Linked DNA regions of Homo sapiens: region 1 is linked to region 2. Evidence: chromatin contacts called from ENCODE Hi-C data. All regions are on one chromosome and are shown on one strand. Each heading gives the region's core, a stretch centred on a gene start or an enhancer-like site at or near the end of the contact. The rest is flanking DNA. Distances are from core to core; before and after follow the strand shown. Region 1 holds the start of SECISBP2 (SECIS binding protein 2). Region 2 holds the start of CTSL (cathepsin L).

Region 1 (5,642 bases), core at 1,052-3,551, 1.6 Mb after region 2:
TTTAATCTATTTACTGTAGACAGTAACTGTGAAAAAAAAATCATTTTGGATACCTCAAACCAATTAATAGTGGACTTAGTTTATTTTATTCTGGCTTAGTTGAGAATACTTTTGAATTTCTGTTGAGTATATGAAAATCATATTAAAATGATTCAAAACATTTTCTTTCCACAGAACCACATATTCTTCTCTTTAGACGACCTCTTCCAAAAGATCAACAAAAATGAAGTTTATCTGGGGATCGTCAAATCTTTTTCAAATTTAATGTATATGTGTATATAAGGTAGTATTCAGTGAATACTTGAGAAATGTACAAATCTTTCATCCATACCTGTGCATGAGCTGTATTCTTCACAGCAACAGAGCTCAGTTAAATGCAACTGCAAGTAGGTTACTGTAAGATGTTTAAGATAAAAGTTCTTCCAGTCAGTTTTTCTCTTAAGTGCCTGTTTGAGTTTACTGAAACAGTTTACTTTTGTTCAATAAAGTTTGTATGTTGCATTTATCACTGTTTCAAGTTTTTGAGGTATATTTTCTTAATTTGTGACTATTGAAATTTGTGACTATTGAAATTGATTTCAGTGTTATAGTTTTAGCTCTGAGGAAGTTAACTTACCTTAAAGATGATGTTAAATGAGTTTAAAATAGTGCGGTATGATCTGGATACCATTTAATTCACTTAATGAAGAAATTAATTACCAGGGATATGTTTAAACTAAAGCCAAAGTAGATTTTACCTCTTGAATTCCTGGAGAATTGTCTAGAACAGGAAAGCCCAAATTAATACTATCTGGGCTACTTCACTGGCCACTGGTGGTCTTGGGAGAAACCTCTTTTTTATCCTCTTCTACATTTCCAAAGTAGGGATAATGTTTCCTATAAAGTATCACCACATTTTTAAAAGTTCAAAAACACTGTAAAACACCTTTGCCTTTTTAGCTGCTAGGAAAGTGTTTTGGAGTTATTCTAATTAATTGCTATGCTATAGAAACATCTTAAATGAGCAGCCAGCATACATCAGGTCCATTGGTTAAGAAAGGGTGTCTTTACACATGAGGGCAATAAATTTTGAAGGTTGTGATTAGCAGCATCCTAAAATCTACTGCCACTACCATAGGTTGTGTCCAGGGTAACCAACAGAAACATGACAAAATCAAGTAAACTTCATTACACTTCCGGGTAGACCCAATAGTGCTGAAAGGAAGGCGACAGCTACCCCTAAACTTCCAGCATAAATTCCTGCCAGACCAGACCCTAAGGATCACTTCTGCTAGAGGCTGTGTAGTGAACTGAGACCCACCAGGACAGAAATCTGAAAAAACTGGAGCTGCACCTGCCTTACTTGCTTGAAATACTTCGTATTCAATGGTAGAGTTAACGTCTGTGCAAGGGACAGAGGAAACCTACAATTTGCCTCAACCTAATCCCCATTCCTCAAATAGCCTGTTTTGCTGACATTTTCTGTTCCTTAAATCCACTTGCACTTTCCTCCAAGCCTTTGAGTGAGAGGAAAGTTCCTCCTCCATCTATTGAAATCCACTCTGCATTCTTCCCTGTACTTTTGGTCAACCTCCTATCCCTGCCGCACTTTATACATTTCTCTCAATATTTAACGAATTTGCTCTGTGTAGAACTTTTTTTTTCTCGTGAAAATTATACTATTCCATCTCTTGACCATATCTTAGCACTTTTTTTAATTTTTGAAAGAAACCGAGCGATTTTTAAATTATTTTCTGTGGCTACTTCCAAACTTAAGGTTTCTGGAAATTTAGGATACCATCAAGAGTCTTGTAGGCTTTCCAGGTTTGTAGGACCTACAGGGTATGCAATTCCTGTAAGTCACCAATCTTGGGGAAATTTTAGGGAAATGCAGTGGCGGGGGTGAGAGTAATCTCGGCCTCCTCAGTTTCCTTATTAGTAAATCTTTCTCTTCAGGTGACTGCTCAAAGGTCACCTCAGCGAGAGGCCTTTCCAGACTACCCCATCCCGTCCTAACGCTAGACTCGTGAGGCCCAGGGGAGAAAAGTAAATCACGGCCTAACTCTTGTTTATAGTCGCTACTGCCTTGGTGGAGACTATCTCCGATATCCCAGCACTAAAAGGCAGATCCAAGACTCCCGCAAGCTACGGTGGGTCCCCAGCCCAGAGGACTCCTGGGGGTCCCCATTTTCCGCAAGCGCCCCACTGCCTCCACGTGCTGCCCGCGCAGGTCCAGTGCCGCCGCCGCGTACTTCCGGCCGGAAGAAAGGGCGGGCTCTGTCGCTTTGCTGTGACGCACTTCCTGGCGTCGCCTGCGGGGGCGGAAACGCTTTGTCTGTCCGGCAAGCCGACGGCCCGCTGCTGGCCTCCGTGACGCGGCCTCCTCCGCGCCTCGCGGCATGGCGTCGGAGGGGCCGCGGGAGCCCGAAAGCGAGGTAAGGGCCGACGGGGGCTCTCTCGGCAGCCTCAGTCCGTCCGCCTGCCTCGCACTGGGGGCTCGGCCGGGCGGTGACGGGGCTGGTCCAGCGGGCGTGGGTCGGATGCTGGTGACGGCACGGGAGCGCCCTACCGGGTGGCCGCGATCTTCGCGCCCCGCCTCGGGTCCGCCTTGGGGTGGCGGTCAGCGGCTACAGACCCCGCCCACAGTTAGCGCCGCGTCTGTGGTGCGATGTCACCCAGCGCAGTGACTGCGGCCCAGCCCGGCGCTCCCCGCAGTCGGGGCGGGGGGACTCTGGCGAGCTTCCCGCGCTCTTGGGAACGGATAGATTGTTTTAAAGGATCCTGCGTTTTTCTGAACGTCATTCTCCGCTCTACGTACTCAGCATTACCACTAGATGGAGCCCTGGCGATCGCTTGCATCATTTTTAGACCCATAAAATTCTCGGTGAAAGTAAATCTCTTACTACGTCACTAAAAACTAAAGAAAGAAATCTTAGTGAATTGAAATTTCAAAGGCTCGTGGTGATAATATTTTCTAGCAAAGCAAGGTTTGGTATTTCAATAAAGCAAGACTTAGTGGTTCATGAGTAAAATGCATATGCTTTTGTGCAACTTTTTCAAGAAAATGTAATGGAAATAAACGTCTGCAGTGTGTTTTGGGTGCTGTAGTTAAACAGTCCACGTGTATTTGACTGCAGTAGTTGTACTGTGTGCAGTTCTATTATTTCTAAGTGAATCTGTGGTAAAAACACCCTTATTCCAAGATCTAAACTATATAATCTGTGTTGTTTTATTTCCACTTGAATTCGTTGTCATTTTTCACTTTTAATGTTTGAACTACTGCCTTTTCTACAAAAAAAAAAGCATTGGGGAGAAATCGTTAGCAAGCAGGTTCTTGTCTTTACGAGGCAGAAGTTTTTAAACAACATCGGGAACATTTCTGGGGCTATTAGGAACACCTCTTGGGTCTTTTTGTTTGTTTATATTTGCTTGATCTCTGAATGTTTGTGGCCAAAACCTCATATTTTTCCTCAGGGCATCAAGTTATCAGCAGATGTCAAACCATTTGTCCCCAGATTTGCCGGGCTCAATGTGGCATGGTTAGAGTCCTCAGAAGCATGTGTCTTCCCCAGCTCTGCAGCCACATACTATCCGTTTGTTCAGGAACCACCAGTGACAGAGTATGTATCTTTCTAAAAGTCTTACCTAGGGGCTTACATTTTGGATTTAATGGTGATTAGACTTTCAAATACTCAGCAGTTACTGCACTAAAGTTCTGCAGATGATGAGAGAATGCTCTTCAACCAAGAAGAGTCTGAGCCAGTAGCACAACTTAACTGTATCCTGTGCCAAAAACAGAAGCTTTAACTCCCCTTTTTTTTCTTCATACTCATTGTTATTTTCGGCAAAGAAATAGTAGAGACTGCATTGCATTTGTTAATAAGAAATGCAGTTTCAGGCCAGGCGCTGTGGCTCACGCCTGTAATCCCAGCACTTTGGGAGGCCGAGGTGGGTGGATCACCTGAGGTCAGGAGTTCAAGACCAGTGTGACCAACATGGTGAAACTCCGTCTCCACAAAAATACAAAAATTAATCAGGTATGGTGGCGGACACCTGTAATCCCAGGTATTCGGGAGACTGGGGCAGCAGAATCCTTTGAACCTGGGAGGCAGAGGTTGCAGTGGGCCAAGATAGCACCACTACACTCAAGCCTGGCTGACAGAGTGAGACTCTGTCTCAAAAAAAAAAAAAAAAAAAAAAAAATCCCGTTTCAAGGTTCATTTGTTCATATGGTTTAAAAATATATCATATATCTAATGGGAGATGAAATGTGGAGGGAAGGGCAAAGAAAGGACCAAATAAACGTACTCCTCCTTTTTAAGGTTAACATTTTAAAATCTTGTTGAGCGAAGGGGAGGGGACTAGCAACCATAGCTGCCTCTGTGTGGATAATTTTTTGGAAATTGTTGACTTTTGCTTTCCACCTTTTTACTTTATATCTGTTAATATGGAGATGAATTTTACACATTTCAGGCTTAAGTTCTTCTAAATTTGAGTTGAAAGAAGGCTTACATTTTTCCTTACATTTTCTTTTTCCTTCTCAGGATTCATTCTCTAGGTTTACAAAATGGCTTCCTCTTGCAGCTGAATTTAGACAAAAAAAGTATTAATCTTTCACATAATTGTGTAGATTTATTTGTAGATCTGTTTTTAAGATTTGCATCAGGTGTAGTTCTAATCTAAGAATCCTAATGCTTTTTTCTTCTTTGATATGATTCTAACTTGTTTCCTTTTATTTGTGCCTGCATGATGTAATTGAAAATAGTTTGTACTGTATATAAATTCTAGAATTATATTTGCAAGAATGAGAATTGTAATGAATAAGAAAATGATTGAGTTGTCTTTTGTGTTTAGGAAATACTGAAAGTTGTATTTTTTTGACGAAAGTTGAAACACTACCTTTATATGCTGGAATTTGGTCTTTGGTAGGAATACCCTATTTTTCCACTGTATTTCATCCACTGTAAAGGGGAGTTTGGCATGGGTCTCACTTGAGTTGTTCCCTACCTTGAGTGTCTCACATAACAAAATACAAAAATATATCTCAGTGACAAGAGCTCAAAGCCATCTGCTAGGTGGTATTTAGTTACTCAAAATAGTGGTGGAAAACATTCACATGGCTAAAGGAACATTTTGGCAGTAACATGAGTGGAGACTAATCAGAGACTCAAGAATGGGCAGTGCTGAATTTAAAAATTAGTTTTCTTGGCCGGGTGTGGTGGCTCATGCCTGTAATCCCAGCACTTTGGGAGGCCAAGGCGGGTGGATCACGAGGTCAGGAGTTCAAGACGAGCCTGACCAACATGGTGAAACCCCATCTCTACTACAGAAATACAAAAATTAGCCGGGTGTGGTGGCAGGTGCCTGTAATCCCAGTTACTCGGGAGGCTGAGGTAGAGAATTGCTTGAACCCAGGAGATGGAGGTTGCAGTGAGCCAAGACTGCGCCACTGCACTTCAGCCTGGGCAACAGAACAAGACTCTCTCTCAAAAAAAAAAAAATAGTTTTCTTAACTCTTCTTTTTTAGCTTTGGTTTATGACCAAGGAAAAGTATTCACGCCTGGCAAGAAAACAAGGATAAGGAAGGCATTAAGTTGAAGAGGAAGAGTTAGAAAGGAAAAGATCCTTTAAAGTGGGGATGAAATAATGAGACTTCACATGGT
Region 2 (6,289 bases), core at 638-3,137:
AGCCTCGAAAACTGTAAGAAATAAATGTTGTTCTCATAAATTACACAGTTCCAGGTATTCTGTTATTAGCAACAGAAAAGAGACTAGGACAGATATCACAGTTAGATTGTATTCTACACATTGTGACTGGTTCTCCAGAGAAGCAATGCATAAAAAGAGGAATAATCGGCCGGGCACGGTGGCTCACACCTGTAATTCCAGCACTCTGGGAGGCCAAGGCAGGCGAATCACGAGGTCAGGAGTTCAAGACCAGTCTGGTCAATATGGTGAAACCCCATCTCTACTAAAAATACAAAAATTAGCCAGGCGTGGTGGTGCGCGCCTGTAGTCCCAGCTCCTCTGGAGGCTGAGGCAGAGGAATCACTTGAACCCAGGAGGCAGACATTGCAGTGAGCTGCGATTGCGCCACTGCACTCCAGCCTGAACAACAGAGCCAGACTCCGTCTCAAAAAAAAAAAAAGAGGAATAATCTCCAAAATAGTAAACAAATTCCTGCAGACAGGAAATATAATGGTAGATACCTGAGCTAGGAGAGGGGGAATGGGGAACTATTATTCAATGGATACAGTTTCAGTTTAGGAAGATAAACAAGCTCTGGGAATAAACAGTAGTAATGGTTACACAATGTGAAGGTACTTAATGCTACTGAACTCAAAGTTGGTTAAAATGGTACTTGCTATGTGAGGTATATTTTACCACTTAAAAAACTATAGGTGATTGTGCTTCTAAAAGAGTTATCAGTTTAATCTTCAATAGAAATCAATGGACTTTGTTCATTTTTAACAAAGTCAAAATATGCATACGAAAAGGTTATGGGGTAAAGGCAGAGGTAATTATTTTTTTCCCCGAAAGGTATTTTCTACAATGAATGTTTTTATGTAATAAAAAATGAAATGACAAAAGTTTAGAATGTTTGTGGGTTTTGTTCCTTAAATCCTTAATTACATAAATTAATATCTACATTATACAGATTAAGATACATATTTTTCCTCTATCTACAACATTTCTCCATTCTCTGTATCTTAAATCCTGACATTAAATGTCATTAAATTTCTTAAATCTCAAGAGAACGACTTGGTTACCAAGGAAGATATAATCCATAGCCTAGAGAGTGGGCGAATAAAAGCAGCTTCTAATGTTCTCAACTGCTTTTCTCCTGTCAACCAAATGTTTCTGTAAATAACTCATTTCTGTTGGTTTTGGGTAAGACGTGGGAGAAGGAAGAATCCCTGAATGGAGGAGTCTGGAAAGGATGCTTGACAAAACGCCCGCGCTCTCTGGAGACGCAGCCAGTCTCCTCCCTCCTAGGGTCTGGTCTTGACGATAGCATCTCGTGTTTTGGGGATGCCTTTCCTTACCAGATTCTTCTAAAGCCCAGCTGCACCCACCCTTAAGTGGGAGATAAGGCTTCTGCCCGCGGGCTCTGCGTTCGTCCACCCGGCCCCACGTTTGCTGTGGACTAAACAGGAGCCACTGGACTAGAGTACACTTGACTCTCGGCTCTGCGGACCAAAAATTCCAGGACTAAGGAATAGCAAGGTTAGGCTGAAACAGTCCACACAGGGCTTGCGGTAAACGTCTTTTCAGGAGCCACTCGCCCAGTGCAGTAAGTCGTGTACTTAGTTGACTCGAGCGCTCCAGGGAGACGCCCGACCCTACTCTGCGCCGCCCCGGGGCACCAGCTCTGCTTCCTCCAGGTCCACTGAGGCAGGCACGCCCAGCTCTGGGACAGTCAGTAAACAAGCCACGAACCGCGCCAGGGATCAGAGCACCCAGAGTCCCCGCCCAGCTGCCGGCACAGCCAATCGCAGCGCAGCCAGGCGGCGGGGCGGTGCCGGCCGAACCCAGACCCGAGGTTTTAGAAGCAGAGTCAGGCGAAGCTGGGCCAGAACCGCGACCTCCGCAACCTTGAGCGGCATCCGTGGAGTGCGCCTGCGCAGCTACGACCGCAGCAGGAAAGCGCCGCCGGCCAGGCCCAGCTGTGGCCGGACAGGGACTGGAAGAGAGGACGCGGTCGAGTAGGTGTGCACCAGCCCTGGCAACGAGAGCGTCTACCCCGAACTCTGCTGGCCTTGAGGTGGGGAAGCCGGGGAGGGCAGTTGAGGACCCCGCGGAGGCGCGTGACTGGTTGAGCGGGCAGGCCAGCCTCCGAGCCGGGTGGACACAGGTACCGCAGCCAGGCCGCGCCGCGCCGACTCAGGGCCTGGCCCGGCCAGACAGGGAAGCTCAGTCCCCGCACGCCAGACAGCGGTACTCCTGCTGGCGTCACCGCAAACATCCTCTGACCGCTACAGCCAGTGTGTGGCGCAGGCGTCATGTCCCCGGCCCTGCCACGCCTGGAGCCCTGGAAGCTGGCTGCAGGGCGCTGGCTTCCCGCGTGCGGCCATATGACCCCGTCCCTGATTTAGGGGAGCAGTTTGGGGTGTCGGCAGCACAGGCCCAAGTGAATGAAGGAGGGAGCAGTGCGTGCTCTCCTTCCCAGTTTTTCCTGGGAAAGCATTTCAGAAAGGTTTCATTTAAGGAGAGGTTGGGGCGGCGCGGTGGCTCACTCCTGTAATCCCAGCACTTTGGGAGGCTGAGGTGGGCGGATCACCTGAGGTCAGTAGTTCGAGACCAGCCTGGCCAACATGGTGAAACCCCGTCTCTACTGAAAATACAAAATTAGACGGGCGAGGCGGCGCACGCCTGTAGTTCCAGCTATTCAAGAGGCTGAGGAAGAATGGCTTGAACCCGGGAGGCAGAGGTTGCTGTGAGCCGATATCGCGCCGTTGAACTCCAGCCTGGGCCACAGAGCAAGACTCCATCTCAAAAAATAAATAAATAAATAAATAAATAAATAAATAAATAAATAGGAGAGATTGGAAAACTTATCTCAGCTTTTGGTGTTTGTTAGTCAGGAAGATGTGTGAAGGCCTCCTAACTCTTGGGGATCTCTTTGTCCCTACTTGGGAATCCCACCTTATCATTAGTGAGGTTTTGCCTGGGCACGAAACCTGGATTTTTTGCGATTGGTACAAAACCTGGATCAACCGTTTCCCGGTTTCCTAGTTGTTGCCTTAAGCTTCTCACACACAAGGTAGTTTCATACCGTTCTCATAACCTAAATTGTCATCGCATAAACTGTTTCAGCTCCTACAGCTCTGGACAGGCTGCTTTTCATTTTGGTGAGTCCATCCAGTACCTCCACGTGCCCTGTTTTTCTCCAGGCACATCCTTGGCCTCTTCCACAGTCCTTGGGTAAATGCTTGGGAGAATAATTTAAATATTTTTATTCTACCATGGTGGCCCTAATTTTTCAGGGGGCAGTAAGATGGCTTTTTAGGATTGGTCTAATCAGATCCTCATTTTTGTTCCCTTCCTAGGTTTTAAAACATGAATCCTACACTCATCCTTGCTGCCTTTTGCCTGGGAATTGCCTCAGCTACTCTAACATTTGATCACAGTTTAGAGGCACAGTGGACCAAGTGGAAGGCGATGCACAACAGATTATACGGCATGGTTAGTGAAACTTCCCCAGAAAGAATAGTCCTGGCTGTTGAGAAGTTTTAGTCAGAGAGTAGCTTCTAGAGGCCAGCTTTTACCAATAGCCTAATGTAATAACCTAATGGCGTGGATTATGAGCACAATGTGGACATTCATCCTTGTTGTGTCTCAGTTTGGAGAACAGCATCCCCAGAGGTGTCAAGCCTTCCCTTGCCATGGTTTCTCTTCCATCTCTGTCTGCAGATTCACTTGGTGAGGATGAGTTGGGTTTTAGGTAGAAGTAAAGAGCATCAGTTACATGTTTGCCTCTAGAATGAAGAAGGATGGAGGAGAGCAGTGTGGGAGAAGAACATGAAGATGATTGAACTGCACAATCAGGAATACAGGGAAGGGAAACACAGCTTCACAATGGCCATGAACGCCTTTGGAGACATGGTAAGTGTGCTGTGGACTGCCGAGCTCTGTGCTTCCTCTCTTCGGTTCTTTACTAAGGTAATCTCTTGCTTTTCAACATTTTATTTCCTTTTCCTTGAAGACCAGTGAAGAATTCAGGCAGGTGATGAATGGCTTTCAAAACCGTAAGCCCAGGAAGGGGAAAGTGTTCCAGGAACCTCTGTTTTATGAGGCCCCCAGATCTGTGGATTGGAGAGAGAAAGGCTACGTGACTCCTGTGAAGAATCAGGTGAGACAGTGTCAGGTTCAGACCTCCCATCTTCCCAGGAAAGCCAAGAAGTGATTGACATCTTTGTTTTGGTAGACTTTAAAGTGATGTACAGTTCACTTTTTAACAGTATTCAGATGTGTGAGCTGTTGTCAAAGTCTTATTATTTTTTTTTTGTGGATGACAGCTTTTTTTAATTCCCTTTTCAGGGTCAGTGTGGTTCTTGTTGGGCTTTTAGTGCTACTGGTGCTCTTGAAGGACAGATGTTCCGGAAAACTGGGAGGCTTATCTCACTGAGTGAGCAGAATCTGGTAGACTGCTCTGGGCCTCAAGGCAATGAAGGCTGCAATGGTGGCCTAATGGATTATGCTTTCCAGTATGTTCAGGATAATGGAGGCCTGGACTCTGAGGAATCCTATCCATATGAGGCAACAGTAAGTGGAGCTCCTTGTCATCATTCCAGCTCAGCTTTTGGAAGGTGGACACTTTAAGAGATAACAGATACCTTTTTCGGAATTCATATATTAGGGCTGGGTGGGGTGGCTCACGCCTGTAATCCCAGCCCTTTAGGAGGCTGAGCCAGGCAGATGGCTTAAGCTCAGGAGTTTGAGACCAGCCTGGGCAACAAGGTGAAACCTTGACTCTATCAAAAATACAACGAAAATTAGCCGGCTGTGGTGGTGTGCGTCTGTGGTCCCAGCTATGCTGAGGTAGGGCGATTGCTTGAGTGTGGGAGGTGGTTGTGCAAATGCACTCTCCAGTCTGAGTGACAGAATGAGACCCTGTCTCCAAAAAAAAAAAAAAGTTCACATATTAGATGGCAGAATATATATCTGCAAATTGTCAGTACTGTCATTATAAATTATTAGCCTTTGCACAATCCTGTGATTAGATGGGTAACATATAGCTGTTCTTGCTTCTATGTAACGTGAAGAATATACAAGCCATTCTAAATATACACATTTCTCTATTGTGAAAAATGTCTTATGGAAGTAAACCCAGAGGTCTCATTGAAGAGACTGGAGTCAATTTTCAGTTTCAGATTAACTAATAGCATTTCACTTCCTGGGATGATTTATAACAGTGGTGACTTGGAAATACTAAGCTGCACACTGCTGAGTGTTGTGGTTCTAACTCATGTTCTCCAGGAGGAGGACAGCAGTAATCAAGTCTTTTTTTTCCCTTTACCTTTGAAAGGAAGAATCCTGTAAGTACAATCCCAAGTATTCTGTTGCTAATGACACCGGCTTTGTGGACATCCCTAAGCAGGAGAAGGCCCTGATGAAGGCAGTTGCAACTGTGGGGCCCATTTCTGTTGCTATTGATGCAGGTCATGAGTCCTTCCTGTTCTATAAAGAAGGTAAGCATATTTTTCTTTGTAGAAATTGATGCAGAAAAAGAGTATCATGACATACGAGCATGATAGACTCTGGTTTGCAAGTAAAGTTCAGTGTAGATATTTAGGTGCTTAGCATCATAGTTGTTCATTCTGTACATGCAATATTTATACCTGATGTTTCCATTTGACATTATGTTGCGTATATCTCCATGAATATAAGTACTTCATAACTTTTTATAAATAGCTATATTTACTGTGTAGTTTAATATACTTAAAATATTCTGCAATTGTTGGATTTTTATAATTTTTCCAAAGATTTTTACTTCTATTATTAAATCCGAAAAGAGCCTTTTGATTCAAGGATTTTAGTGTTCTGTGCTATTTTTTTAGATTGATATCCTAGAGTAGAATTACAAGCTTACAAAGAGGGGTCTTTTTTTCCTCTAGGAAAGCTTTTTTTTAATGAAGGATTTATGCTGATTTCTATTTCTGCTAGTTGTAAATGAGAGCTTAAATCCCTGGCCTTCTTATTGTTGTTAAGTACTATCTGGAATGTGTGTCACTTCACTGAATTCAGAGATGCCTCATTCCCTGTGGGTGACAGGATGGGTTACTGTCATGTGTCCTCTGGAGCTTCTCACCCCAGCCCTCATTTTACCATCCCAGGCATTTATTTTGAGCCAGACTGTAGCAGTGAAGACATGGATCATGGTGTGCTGGTGGTTGGCTACGGATTTGAAAGCACAGAATCAGATAACAATAAATATTGGCTGGTGAAGAACAGGTATAAATTGCCAGAAATACTT

The links. A loop is a pair of places that touch in the nucleus more often than their neighbours do. Pooled maps may share reads with other maps.
Region 1: a loop to region 2 is called in a map of ascending aorta, with 6 times the contacts of the local background. The contact joins the promoter of SECISBP2 here to the promoter of CTSL in region 2. A Hi-C loop is called at or near these places in 2 of 168 maps with a recorded cell type or tissue (IMR-90 and ascending aorta) and 12 of 50 pooled maps.

What each region holds. Positions count from the first base shown.
Region 1 is chr9:89,316,199-89,321,840 of GRCh38, forward strand. It overlaps SECISBP2 (SECIS binding protein 2), which reads left to right and starts at 2,302. Exons shown (of 17, transcript NM_024077.5): 1 at 2,302-2,414; 2 at 3,454-3,599. The coding sequence starts at 2,379. CKS2 (CDC28 protein kinase regulatory subunit 2) reads left to right here. Exons shown (of 3, transcript NM_001827.3): 3 at 175-505. The coding sequence ends at 227. RefSeq lists an enhancer at 1,952-2,171 and a silencer at 2,342-2,661.
Region 2 is chr9:87,724,232-87,730,520 of GRCh38, forward strand. It overlaps CTSL (cathepsin L), which reads left to right and starts at 1,888. Exons shown (of 8, transcript NM_001912.5): 1 at 1,888-2,167; 2 at 3,363-3,498; 3 at 3,796-3,918; 4 at 4,019-4,165; 5 at 4,354-4,578; 6 at 5,342-5,504; 7 at 6,150-6,267. The coding sequence starts at 3,373. RefSeq lists promoters at 94-1,961, 312-1,933, 416-1,961, 428-1,860, 630-1,961 and 7 more, cis regulatory regions at 877-879, 945-947, 1,104-1,291, 1,289-1,296, 1,368-1,518 and 12 more and an enhancer at 1,679-2,200.